Linked DNA regions of Homo sapiens: region 2 is linked to region 1. A link is a contact called in ENCODE Hi-C or POLR2A ChIA-PET data. All regions are on one chromosome and are shown on one strand. The core of a region is the stretch at or near the end of the contact, and the rest is flanking DNA. Distances in the headings are between cores, read along the strand shown.

Region 1 (3,823 bases), core at 126-2,625:
ACCACAAACAAGCAGAAAGAAGGTTAAATTCTGCGACCCCAAGCAGCCCCTGGTGAGATGCCAGGCACTTCCTTCCAGACTTTTTTTCCATACGTAGCTCAGTTCATCCCCATCCCACCTCCCACCACACACACTAAGGCAGCGGCCACAGGGCTGATAAACAGCCCTTTCTGCAGAGCAGTGCCTGGGCCCCCTCCTGTATCATCAGTGGCTCTGTCCACCTTCCTGCCCGAGGTCCTGGGGTCAATGCAGTGCCAACACGCCATCCATGACCAATGCGAGCAACCTCACTGCTGTCCACAAATGCTCCTGTGCCAAGCCCTGGGCACAACGTTGTCCAAACTCTGCTGGCTCTGACATGCCTGTGGTTCCATGGCATCACCAAAAACATCCTGACTTCCTTCCTCCTGAGCATGGGATGGAGGCAAAGGCCTGAGCAGCCTCCCGTGGGTCACCCACCACGCCTGCTGCGCCCACCGCACCTGCTGCGCCCACCGCACCTCCTGCACCCACCACACCTGCCGCCCCTGCCGTGGCTCCCGTCCCTCTGCAGGGCCCTACTTCCCTCTCCTCAGCAGCTCGCTCAGGCGCTGTCCATCTCCCACCCCAGCACCCTGTCCCTCCTCAGGTCCTGCTGACCGGGCGGCCTCTGGTCTGCAGCAGGGCACACGGGCCACCAAGCGCTAGGCTGTGGGGTCGCTTGTCGAGGTTGTCTCTCCCAGCCCCTTGCTCCCGTGTCCGTGGCCTGGGACTTCCTCCAGGTGTATTTGTGGAGGAAGCCAGAGAACGGGGGCAGGGTGTGGACAAGCCTCCGAGGGCCTGAACAGGAGGCGGGGTCCCAGGCAGAATGGCCAATGCGGCCTCCCAAGTTTCAGGAACAACCCGTGATCTGGAAGCTTTGGAAACTCTTGAAGACAAGGAGCAATGACCTGGGTTGGACCAAGGATTCCAGATCCCTGCTCTGCTGCCTCCAGTGGGAACACCCACACGCCCTCCCCAGGACCCCTGGGCCGACCACCTGGGTTTGTGTGTTTCAGTCCTGGATCTTGAGCCCTTAGAAGAGACCCTGCTCCCACCCCGGCCACTCCGTCTCCTGCTTCCTCACTTTGTGTCCACTTGTCCCAGCGTGCTGGGGGCGAGGCTGGTGCTCTAGGACAGAATTCTGGTCCTGGCTCCTGCCCTGGGTTTTTTTTTTTCCTGTAGGTCAGCCCTGAAATGTCCATTACTCACAAAGAAAAGGAAAATGCTCATTTGAAAGAAATTCTTCTCTTTGTCAATGCTGAGGCATTCTCTCAGCCCCAGCCCCACAGTGCTCCAGTGTGTGAAGGGCAACAGCTGACGGGGAAGTTCAGCACATCTGTGCTGACCAGGGCTGGAGGCGATGCCAGTCCGTGCAGCTGGGAACGCCTCCTCTGCTATGGCTGGAGCCACTGCTGAAGGGACTCCACCTGGCACCTATGCCACCAATGGCCCCTGAACGGGTATCTAGGCCCACCCTTAATAAAGATGAGCTGCTCATTCCCAGTTTCAGACCTTGTTTATCCTCCCCAGCTCCCCAGTGTGTTCTGGGGGAGATCCCTCCACTGTCAGACAAAAACTTCAGAATGACAGCGGTCATGCCACCGAGCACCAGCAGCATTGGCATGTGCTTCTCCTCGTCAGTGCGCCTCTGGCTCAGTCCAATGCCAAGCACTTACAGCTGGGGAAACACACACAAGCACATACACACCCCATACACTGGCACAGGCTCACATGTGCACACACCCACACATGTGCAAACACACACACGTGCAAACACACACACAGAGGCACATGCACATTCTCACACAGGCACACACAATGCACACATGCACGATGCACACACAGGCACACACGTGCACACCCAGACACATGCTTACACATGCACTTACCTGCACATTCCCACACACGGACATGCAGGCACACCCCTCCACACACACATAAACGCACATGTATGCACAGCTTCTCACAGATACACAAAGCAATGCAGGTACTCATGTATGTATACATGAGTACACATGCATGCACACAGGCACACACATGTGCACAAACATATATATGCACACACCCACACATGCACAACACACACACATAGGCACACATGTGCACACACTCACATGCACACACGCTCCCATCCCCCCACCACACAATCACACAGACGCCTAATGCCTCGCAGCAGGTGAGACCACCCATCAGTAGGATTAGGGGCCAACAGAGGGTTCCGGCAGCAGACGCAGGCAGTTTGGAGAAGGGGCTGGGTGTGAGCTAAGGCAGACAGGGGAGGCTGAGTGAGGGAGGAGGTTGGGTCCCTGAGGTGGGGGAGGGGGATGGGTGGGAGGTGGCTGAGGGAGCTTCCCTGAGAAGCTCAGAATGAGGCAGTCACATGGGGGGTTGTTTGGGCTTTCCCAGGTGAACCCTGTGCTTCCCCCTTCCCTTCCCTCTCCCTCTGTGTTCCCCTCCCCAAAGCTATGGCCCCTCACCACCCCTCTGCCCTGGCACCTCAATGAGACCCTGTGGAAGTTCCTGTAGACAGGAAGTGGGATGGGACCTGTGGGGAGGTGGGGCCTGTGGGGAGGTGGGGCCTGTGAGAAGGCGGGGCCTGTGGGAAGGCGGGGTCTGTGGGAAGGCGGGGTCTGTGGGAAGGTGGGGTCTGTGGGGAGGCGGGGCCTGTGAGAAGGTGGGGCCTGTGGGAAAGTGGGGCCTGTGGGAAGGCGGGGTCTGTGGGGAGGCAGGGCCTGTGGGAAAGTGGGGCCTGTGGGGAGGCAGGGAGCCACGACAGCCTGCCAGCTTTGCCTAACTTTTTATAACAGCTTGATTTTAAAAATGTTTCAAGTCTGTTTCAGTCTGTAGGTCCCTCCTGTTGCTCTCTCTTTTTTTTTTTATAATGTGTCTGCTGAAGGACCAGGTCGTTTGGCCTGGGGTGTGTCATGCATCAGGATTGCTGGTGGCGCCCTCTTGGTGCAGTTCTGCCTGTTCCTCTGTCCTCTGAGCTTCCTGTGTGCTGGTGGCTGGACCCGGAGACTCCTCCCACTCAGGCTGCATCCCTGCAGCAGGAACCCAGGTTCTGTTTTGTCCCCCCATCAGGAGGACACAGGTCAGGGCTGTGCACTCCTGGAATGGTGGCCAGGCTTGCTCTGTGCCTCAAGCCACTAATCCATCAAGGTTGCAAGACGGTGATGTCCTGAGTCTGGAAGTTCTTTTTCACTTATTTGTCGGGATACCTTTATGGAAACTCTTCTCCTCCACGCAGTCTCATCCCCAGTGCCACTGTCCAGAGGAAGCAGGATAAAGGCACAAATCTTCTCCTGCAGCCGCCGCTTTTCAGGAAAATGCACCAGGTCCCCGAAGCCCTCCTGAGGATTGGCTTGCTCGATACCACTGTGCGCGCAGGCCCCTTTCCAGCAGGAACTGTGGACGGCATCGAAGGGAAGAGAAGGTTCCTGCTGCACCAGAAGCCCCTTATGGAGCAGTGAAGGATTTCACAGAACTAAAGATCAGGTGCCTGAGACAGGAGTTTTTAAAAAGATGCTTTGAAAGCCAAGGGGGAAGCTGAGTTATGAGAAAGCTTTGCACCACCGCAAGGAATACAGAGCCCAGAGCTGGGATCCGAGTCACTGTGGCACTGGGACAGAGGCACTTCGTCGTACGCACCTGGGAGCCCAGACTGGCCTGGCCATTGGCAGCAGGGGGTCCCCGGTGTGGGCTTGCAGCTTGTTCACCTTTACTGTGTCTTCAGGGGCACATCTGTCCATCTCAGCAAGGCTTCAGTGAACGTGCCTTCAGGACGTGGAAGCAGACACCGCAC
Region 2 (4,181 bases), core at 546-3,045, 72 kb after region 1:
ACTGACTTTTTAAAAAATAAACTTACCCTTTTAATCAAATGTGTGAATTGTTTAAAGGAAAAACATTGTGTAAATAATGTTTTCAGGGGGTAGAATCCAGACGTGAGTTTTGGAAACAGAGTCCAGTCCTGCTTCTGACATTTGAATTGCTTCTCCAGCATCATCACCAGAAGATGGGCTACCTGTGCTCACAAGCCTCCTGTAACACGGAGCTCACCACCTCTCAAAGGCACCTTCTGTCAGGTCTGCCTGGAAATGCTGCTCCCGCAGACTCCGCACCTGAGGCCAGGTCTGCAGCGAAGCTCATCCACACCTGAGGCCAGGTCTGCAGCGAAGCTCAGCCCCCTTCCTTCACAGGAGAAATACTTCTGGGTGTGCACCTTCCACTCCTGGCAGGGCCGTGAGCCCCTGTGGCAGTGCCTCACCCTCTGGGAGGGACCCTCTCCATCTGGGAACAATGTGGGTACTTTTTTCTCTTAAAGGGCAGTGTCAGGAATGAAAGCAGATACCCAAAAGCAGTGGGTCTCGTGGCCTCGTGTCTGCTTCCAGAAGTGGAGGGCGGCCTGGGACGGCGGGAGCCCTGAGGACACCACCGGGGGGGTCCCGGGACCTGATACGAGTGGGCAGGAGCCCCAAGCCCTGGAGGAAGGAAAACCATTTCATAAATAACTGCATGGGGTTGTGGGCCTTTTCTCACAAGCCGCAGCACCTCCTTCGTCTCTCCACGGTGAACCCGCCCGCCACGCTATGCCACCAGGCCAGGTCCTGCAGCACCGCCTCCGTGGCTAGGACTTCCTCACCAGCCTGGGGCCGTGAGGTGGTCATTTCCCCCCTTACCTGACTTATCTCAGGATTCACACACACACACTTGACTTTCGGAAACTTCTTTTAAATTAATTTCACTGACACTAAAAGGGAAGCTTTGTGGAGTGTGATTGTGGTTACCTGTTAATACTTGGCAACAATTATGAGCCCTGATATGAGCCAACTTCTTCCGTCTTATCCCCTTTGAGGACGCTCTGTTATCGCCCCCATTTTGCAAACGAGGAAACTGAGGCTCGGAGGCCTGGAGCAATGTGTTCCAGGACAGACGGCAGGAAGCCGGGGTAGGAATTCCAACAGGGAGTTCCCTCTGTGGAAGGGAACGTGGCTGGCACCTCCCTGCCTTCCACCCTCAGAGCTAGTGTGAAAAAGAAGACGGGGTTATGGAAAAGGCAACGGGCTGGAGATTCCCCGGATTCCCAGGCTAGGGCGCCGGTCTCACTGTGCGCGCAGGTGGGGCGCGTGCCAGAACAGGGCCTGGGGGTCAGGCCGAGACCGGCGGGCACCTTCACCAGGGCCGCCCGTGGCGTTCCCCCAGCCCCTCTGCCGCGGGCCCCACGTGGCCCCGACCCTGCGGCAGCCTTTCGGAAGGGCGGAGCTGAAAAACGGCCGCTTGGCTCCACTCGGCCCCACAGCGCCCAGGAGCGAATCCCGAGTCCGTTCGGAACCGCCTCGCCGCGTGGCCTGGGGCGGCGTCGCCACCGCGCGTTCTCGGCCTCCCGGCTGCGGCAGCGATGCCGGTCCTTGGAGCTGGAGCGGGGAGTCCAGGAGGCGGCAGCGCTCCGGAGAGAGACGCCCTGGTCCCCCGCCGCGCGTTCCCGCCTCTGTGCCCTGGGGGGGAGGAGGGGGCGGTCGCCGCTGCCATTGGCCGTGGGGGGTGAGGCGGGCCCCGCGCAGGAAACCCCGCCCCTCCCTCTGCGGCGGGGGCGGCCCCAGCGGATGAATGAAGCGGCGCGTGGCTGCCGGGGAGGCCAGAGCGTGGAGCGCTGCGCGGCGCGGCGGCCGGGCCCTCGAGACGGGGACGGTGAGTGCGCGGGGAGCGGGGAGCTGGCGCGGGTGCACAGGGCCCGACCTGCTGGCGTAGGAGCGCGGCAGGTGCCGCCATCGTGGGCAGGGGCTGGAGCGCCGGGGGGATGCGCGCGGGGGCGGGAGGCCTGGGCACCGGCCGAGCGCCCCGAGCCTCTCCGCGGGGGAGGGCAGGACCGAGCGGAATCGGAGGCCAAATTCGCCGCTTCCCGCCGCCGGCTGCGCAGGTAGGAGCTCCCGAGTCGCCCGCAGGAGGACCGAGGCGAAGGGGCCCCACGCTGCAGCGGGTGCCGGGGGGAAGCGGGTGAGCAGGGGCTGCGGCCCTGGCAGGGACTGTCGGAGTGGCCGGGGCAGGTGACCTGGGCAGGTGGCCCGGAGCGCGCGCAGGCGCAGGCCCCACAGATCCAGCTGGGGACGAACGCGCCTCCGCGGAGCTCCAGAGTTGCGGAGTCACCCACCTGCGGCGGCCGCTGCTGCCGAGTCAAGGAGGAAACCTTCATGCACGGAAGTTTCTCGGGGGCGGCCGGGCTTTGTTCGCGCCAGAGGCGCTCGAGACATCTCCGGGAGGGGAGCGCGGGCGGAGCGCACAGGGCTAGTTTCCAGCAGCGGCGGCGCCCCTTTCCCTGCCCCACCACGCGACGTCCTGGCCGTGGCTTGGGGGGACCCGGGCGCCCTCCAGGTGCAGGCAGAGGGTCGGGTGCCCTCGCGTTGCTGTTGGGCTCCCCTGACCAGGGAGGATGGAAAGGAAGGAGCAGGCAGGCTTAGCTGCCCTAGACCGGCCCTAGACCGGGAACCTGGAAGCAGATCTGACTTCCACTTCCAAGGGAGAAACCGCCTCCCGCACTGGCGCCCCGAGGGGAGAGAGAAGCCCAGCTAGGTTTCCGCGTGGTCCGCGTGGTTGGTGAACCCTCAGGCTGGGGGGTGCCCCGCTTGGCGTGCAAGGCCCTCTTTGGAGCTGCCGTGGGACCTGGCTATGCGTCCTGTTTCTGTCTGGAGGCGGCTGGAACGCGGTAGTTTTCCACATCCATGCAACCAGCTTGTCAGCTGCTGCTCCTCAGCTGTGGTTTTTGGAACTTGGGTTACCTCCATCTAATCAGAAACTGGCTCTGCAGAGCCCGGTGTCAGCGACGTTTTCATTCCCAGCAGCGGGAGCAAATGGATCTCAGAGGACAGCTCCTTGGCCTTAGCCGGCTCCGCTTGTGAATCTGGTAATAATGACAAGGACAGTGACAGCAGGGGTTAGGTGTTGAGTGCTGGAATGTGCCGGGCATGGTACCCCTGCTTTGAGCATCGTCTCATTCAGTCCCTAGCAACCCCACGAGGTGGCCATTATCACTCCCACTTTATAGATGAGTAAACTGAGGCACCAAGAGGTTAAGTGATTGACTCTAGGCCACACAGCTTGTAAGTGCTGAAGAGGTCTGACTCCAGGTTTGTCTGATCCAGGCTTGGGCTCCTGTTTTACGACTCTGTTCTTAAAGAGGCAAAAGGCGACTGCAGGGTCAGGCCGGAGACCCAGAACAGCGTCCCAAGAGCTGGGCCTGCGGTTACTGGGCCAGAGTGTCTGTTCTGGGTTGTCAGTGATCGCAGGACACCAGTAGGATGTTGCTCGGGCCGAGACCACACAGCCCGACTTCCCTCTGTGCTGCTGGAGGGAGCCAGGGCAGAGGCCGGCCACTCGGTGAGACCTGGACGCTGACCACAGCCAGGCTGCCCTGACCGCCCTCAGCAGGCTGTGTCCTGCCTTCCTGCTGGGCAAGGTCAGCAGGTGGTGCCTGGAAAATTCTTCATGAGGGAGCTTCCCTCCCGAGTGGCCGTGACCTAATCTGTAGCTCACTGGGTGTGGCCCCTAAAGCAGGTGCTGGGCAAGTCCCTCCCATGGTGGAGAGCTGGCTGGGCACGTGGCAGGCAGGGCAGGCTGGGCCAGGTGAAGGGTGGCCAGGTGGATGGACATGCTCTCCTTGCTAGACTAAGCCCAGAGAGGCCGGCTCTCCTCGGGGCTCTGATGGGCCCCTTGGCTTGACCAAGCCCCATTGCAGTTTTGGCTCCAGGTCGGTCTGACTTCCAAATGGCAAAATTTTTCTCAGCCCATTGTAGAATGAAAAGTTAACTCATCGAGCTTAGTATTGTGCCTACAAGGTCTTCGATCCGGATGTCTCCATGAGTGTTAATCCATTTCTGGGGTGGGTACTGCTGAGCCAATATACATTCCTGGCTTCCTGGACTCGTCCACTGGAACGTGTTGGGTCCTGGTGCTCTCCCCAGCAGATGGTTGTAGGTGGTCAGAGATGAGCCACAGAAAAGCCAACGTGCAGCCTGGTGCTGGGGGCAGG

What was found. Hi-C counts contacts between places; a loop is a spot of excess contacts on that map. ChIA-PET counts read pairs that join two places held with the same protein, here RNA polymerase II (POLR2A). Pooled maps may share reads with other maps.
Region 2: a pooled map shows a loop between it and region 1 (3-fold over the local background). The contact joins the promoter of SLCO4A1 here to the enhancer-like site in region 1. A Hi-C loop is called at or near these places in 2 of 168 maps with a recorded cell type or tissue (heart left ventricle and transverse colon) and 2 of 50 pooled maps. POLR2A ChIA-PET finds 5 or more read pairs at or near these places in 1 of 52 experiments (MCF 10A).

The regions. Positions count from the first base shown.
Region 1 is chr20:62,569,241-62,573,063 of GRCh38, forward strand. MIR1-1HG (MIR1-1 host gene) reads left to right here. Exons shown (of 4, transcript NR_171007.1): 4 at 1,204-1,524. It also overlaps the pseudogene RPL7P3. Among named protein-coding and RNA genes, the nearest start is that of MIR133A2, 6.2 kb to the left of the region's middle. RefSeq lists enhancers at 64-565, 2,868-2,997 and a silencer at 2,588-2,677. Within about 2 kb of position 1,376, at least 2 of the 41 ENCODE cell types and tissues checked have a DNase peak (open chromatin) inside an H3K27ac peak, as active enhancers do.
Region 2 is chr20:62,640,708-62,644,888 of GRCh38, forward strand. It overlaps SLCO4A1 (solute carrier organic anion transporter family member 4A1), which reads left to right and starts at 1,796. Exons shown (of 12, transcript NM_016354.4): 1 at 1,796-1,846. LOC124904949 (a long non-coding RNA gene) reads right to left here and starts at 1,630. Exons shown (of 2, transcript XR_007067711.1): 1 at 946-1,630; 2 at 1-639. RefSeq lists a silencer at 1,284-2,233.